Regions from separate parts of the Mus musculus genome. Here region 2 is linked to region 1. Evidence: chromatin loops called from intact Hi-C (ENCODE). Cell type or tissue: left cerebral cortex. All regions are shown on one strand.

Region 1 (2,500 bases):
TGAAGCTGAAAGCAGGATGTGTGAGCAATGACATTTTTATGATGTTCCAGGAAATCCTCGTCTTGGCTTTGAGTCTTGCTCGTGGATGCTCAGGATGGGCCACAATGCTTTGGCTTGACTGTCCCTGCTATAAAGTCTGTTGACGCAATCCCCAGCGTGAGATCAGAAGATGTGGGATCTTTAAAAGAGATCTGCCCTTGTGAGTGGATTCATTCATTTATGGACTAATAGATTAAGGAGTAATGGGTTTTCTTGGGAGTGGGTGCGTTATAAAAAAATTTGACTCCTTTATCCTTGAATGTCCTGATTTGTGTCCCCTAATGTGCTGACTTAGGATGTTGCAAAGTCCTCACCAGCAAGGAGACCCTAGATGTGCCCCCTTTTTACCCTGGATATCCCAGACTCTGGAGGGATGGGCTGGGTTTATGCCTTTATTCTTTGGCCACATGTGTCATGTGGTCATGTTTGTGTGTGCAGATGCATGTGCACGTGGAACACATATAATTGTGTGTGCACATGCCTGTGGAGGCCAAGGACAATCGTGGGTGTCACTCCTCGTGTGTCATCTAACTTTTTCCTTTTTTTTTTCTGAGTCAGCATCTCTCACTGAGCTGAAACCCCCTAGGCTGGCTGGCCCGCAGGTCCCAGGAGCCTGCCTGCTTCTGCTTCTCCAGCACTTGGATTATAAGCCTATACTGTCTCATCTGGATTTCCTAACATGGGCTCTGGAGATCAAACTCAGATCCTTAGGTTTGCCCTTTCCCAGCTGAGCTATCTCCCCATCCCTGTTCTTTATACATTGTACAGTAAACAGAAGCAGACCCACATCCCAGCTTGGCAGTCATAGTGTGGCATGGTAACCAGTGGGACATTGAAACCTTTGGGATTTTGTAAACTCTCCTTTCTCTAGATTGCCAGAAGCTAGTTGCCTCCTACACACCCCACACAACACTAGCCATATGGAGTTCCCCCACACAACCCTGATCCTGTGGACAAGATGCCAGAATTTCAACTCCAGTAGGTTTTGTTCTGGTTCAACTGAAAGGATCATGAAGCATCAAAGTCAGTGTGTTAGCATGCCTCCTAACTATGTTAGCATTTGTTAGCATGCCTCCTAACTGTGGCATGTGCCGACACTTTCAATTATGTAAGTCTAGTTCTCTTCTTCTTTGCCTCCTCCTCTTCTTCCCCCTTCTCCTTTTCCTTTTCCTTCTCCTCTTTCTCTTTTTTTTTCTCCTCCAAGAGTTTAAAATCAACTCTTCAACACAATAATACACAACAACACAAAACAAGAAACCTTACCTGTGGAACATCAAGTCCAGGGTTATTGACAGGGCCGGCATAGTATATCTGTTCTGAAAAATATATAGATCACAGATAATGTTATTCATTCATTTAAAACAACCCTCCAAATAAGGTTATCATATCATCTGTGGCCGTAGAGACGTAGATCAAGTCTGGATAATAAAATAAGAGTAGCCATTGATATAAAAGCTTTAATTTCCTGACTTCAAATGGATCTCAGGTGTTGATGAACAATAGTCTCTGCCCATGTACATGTTTCTTGCTTCCCAGTGATGAGGCTGACGGTACAGAAACTTCTGGATGGAGCACTGTCCAGATAGTGAGAAGTGTGGGAAGGAAGCAAGCAGGTCGTGGAAAGACCCTGGCTGACTGAGAGGTCAAGAGTCTAGACTGGTGCTGGAAATACAGGGTGAAATGTTTTGAGATCTGTGGCCAGAAACTCAAAGACACTGCAATAGTTCCAGGAGAAACACCCAATACTTGTGATACAGGTAAGGGCTGGGTTGTAGTCACTTTTGGTTTTGTTTTGTTCTCTTCTCTAAATACAGTGTCTGTTACTACTTATTGCTGAAGGAGCCACATGGCATCATTTTCACTATGTCCGGACACACCGAAGACAGTGGATTATCAGCTGTCCTCTTTTCAAGAAAAGAAAAGCAAAGGATTCAGGTTCCTAGCATAATGGTGGTTGTCTTCCTGGTCATCATACTTGGTGGTGGTTTGAATAAGCTTGGCCCAGGGAGTGGCACTATGGAGGTGTGGCCTTGGAGTAGGTGCGGCTTTGTTGGAGGAAGTGTGTCACTGTGGGCATGGGCTTTAAGACCCTCATCTTAGTTGCCTGGAAGCCAGTCTCCTCCTTTCTACCTTTGGATCAAGATGCAGAACTCTCAACTCTGCTTGCAACATGCTTGCCTGGATGCTGCCATGCTCCCACCTTGATGATAATAGACTGAACCACTGAACCTGTAAGCCAGCCCCAATCAAATGTTGTCCTTTATAAGAGTTGCCTTGGTCATGGTGTCTCTTCTTTTCTTCTTAGGAAACCCTACCTAAGACATACTCCATCACTATTTTTTTTTTTTTTTCGAGACAGGGTTTTTCTGTGTAGCTCTGGCTGTCCTGGAACTCATTCTGTAGACCAGACTTGCCTCAAATTCAGAAATCCGCCTGTCTCTGCCTCCCAAGTGCTGGGATT
Region 2 (2,500 bases), 61 kb after region 1:
ACATAAGCCTCCAAGCATAGGATAATGGCAGGGTGTGAATTTGCAAAACAGTGACCCAGCAGACCTCAGTGTACTTTTAAAGGAGAAAATGGCAGAGCGGAAAGAGGTTTGTGGGAAGAAGAGTCTTCAGAGGTCTTTAAGTTGTGGCAGGAAGCATTATGCCAAGAGAACTTAAGCCGATGACTGGCAACTGGGTCCGGAGTCGACTGGCTGGTAAGTCCAAAAAAACCATGTTTTCATTGAGCTTGAACATGCTAGATATACCAAGAAATAGCCCAATACATACCCCAACAGCTGCAAGAAAGCATAAGTCTTATAGATAAGAGTGATCGTGCCATGGTCTATACCCACAATACCAGGTCTATACCCACAATACCAGGTCTATACCCACAATACCAGGTCTATACCCACAATACCAGTTACTCGGGAAGCTGAGGCCAGAGGATTGAGAGATTGAGGCAGCATCGGTGATAGGTCAATCAAATTTTAAAAAGAAAAGGAAGAGGAGAATATGAGTGTCGATACAAAGATGAAAAATGTTAGGCCCATGAAGCCAATGTTCAGAAACAACTTTGAGAAACATCATAGTGAAATTATTTTGTGATGGTCACTACACACTTCCTCTGCTATTCAGTGTTTTAAAGTCATCAGGAAAAGTCTGTTGTGGTCTACCAAACATTTAAGGAAATTCCATTGATAAATTTGTGGCTAATGTGCACGTCTCTGCAAAAGTGTGTTAAATGAACAACACATTGGGATGTCAGTTGTGTGAGTAGGGCTCACGTCTTTAAAGGGACACTTCAAAGCACAGTACTAGAGGAACTAAATCATCACCAATGCACAAGGAAGCCTCTTAGATAAGAAAGGTCTCAGCTACTGGGAAAGGGGGCAGCATTCATGGCCACCGTACAGAGATTGTTCTTGCACTCTGTTCTCATGGTTAAGAGCCAAAGGGACTCCTGCGACACCCTAATCTGCACATTGTCTTCTGTGCATTGCTCAGCCATCAGCCTAACAGAAGCGTGTGGGCACCTGCTTCCTGCTTGACTGCTATATACGTCCAGCATCTGCTTGCTAGTTCCAGTTCTCTAGCACAAAGCTACTGGATCAGAGATCTAGAGTCTGACCTTAGAAGGAATCTAGGAAAGGCAGAACACAAGCCTAGAGTGTATGAATTTACTGAGAAAGCCACCTTCCTCTTCCCATCTAGACCCCTGTCCTGCTGCTTGGGTCTTGAAAGGGCCACCTGTCGCTCTGTGTCTTGGAGACGCTGCTATCAAAGTCCTGACACTCCCTGACAGTTGCATGTCCCTTGGCCACTGTCCAGACGGAACTCACAGTGGGATTTTCATTGAAGGCCACTTTCTCAGACTCTGGTGTCCCATGCCCTGCACAAATCCCTCCATCCACGCCTGATGGAGGCCATGCTCAGGACTCCATGCTGCCTGTGGTGTTTAGGATGTGCTGACTGAAAACCAGCTGGAGGACAGCCTTCCCTATCTCACCCTTTCCCAAGATTCTCCTCTCAAAACACAAACGGAGCCAGGAGCCCAGGGAGCTTTTCTTTGGCTGGAAAGGGCAGTGCATAGCCTTTTAGAACACACCCATTTCCTGCCTATTAAGGAGGTCCCTGTAGAACCGCAGCCAGCCAGAGCATACTTCCCTCTGTTCACCAGGTTACTGAGTCTCTTCTTTTTAATGTGCTCAGGAGGATTCGCACTGCTCTGCAGGGTTGGCTTCTAAGTGGTTTCCATTAAATGCAACCACTAGAAGGTCCCTATGGTGTCTTCTCAGGAACCTATCTATAGGGACTGCTTCCTTTCCAGTGTGTGTTCTTACAAGATTACAAACAAACAAACAAACACTTGCATCTCTTGTATTTTCTACATCAATTTCCTGTTTTAAAATTTGACCCAAAAGCCAGTCCTGCTCCAGGTAAATCTGCTGTTCAGTGTGCATCTTGAATGTCTAAACTTGGCACCTGGAATCCATGTTCTCTGCCTCTGCCCCACCTTCTCCACTTCTCAATATTTTCCTTAATTGTACAACAGCATGGGCTAGGAGAGATTACTTTCTCTGCAGGATTAGAAATCATGGCTAAATGACTCTAAGGTCTGCGATTCTTTTTGATTTTATTATGTCATTTCTTTGGTATTGGTTTTATGCTCCATTTACTTCAGAATTGTCAGGTTCTGGAGAAAGAAGTGTCCCTTTCCTCGGTCCTCACCTCCCAGGGCACCTTAAAACTTTTTGATGAACAGTTTATCTGTATGTCTTGTTACATTGAGCTATGGGGTAAGTCATTCGTAGTTTGCCCTCTATTCTGTGGGAGATTTTGCCAGCATTGCTTTGCATTCTTAAAGCCTGATTAATTGTCCTGTTTGACTACCTTGATGGATTATGCAGGTACCTGTGCGTGACCAGATTTAGAATTTCATAATTAAGGGACATTTTGGAGGTCAGTTAAATTGCCCAACCTGAAGCAAATGTCAACAACTTA

What was found. Peaks named below come from ENCODE experiments on the same cell type or tissue, not always from the same donor. Only the 100,000 strongest peaks of a DNase experiment are listed, where the experiment ranks them.
Region 2: it touches region 1 in a loop (2.6-fold over the local background); 3 of 42 quality-filtered maps call a loop at or near these places.

What each region holds. Positions count from the first base shown.
Region 1 is chr13:37,414,352-37,416,851 of GRCm38, reverse strand. Ly86 (lymphocyte antigen 86) reads right to left here. Exons shown (of 5, transcript NM_010745.2): 4 at 1,303-1,355. Among named protein-coding and RNA genes, the nearest start is that of Gm4035, 20 kb to the left of the region's middle. In left cerebral cortex, no CTCF peak of the experiment used is centred here; a DNase peak (open chromatin) is centred at 955; H3K27ac peaks cover 1,260 bases.
Region 2 is chr13:37,353,152-37,355,651 of GRCm38, reverse strand. All of the region lies in intron 1 of Ly86 (lymphocyte antigen 86), which reads right to left. Among named protein-coding and RNA genes, the nearest start is that of Ly86, 9.1 kb to the right of the region's middle. In left cerebral cortex, no CTCF peak of the experiment used is centred here; a DNase peak (open chromatin) is centred at 1,022; H3K27ac peaks cover 1,515 bases.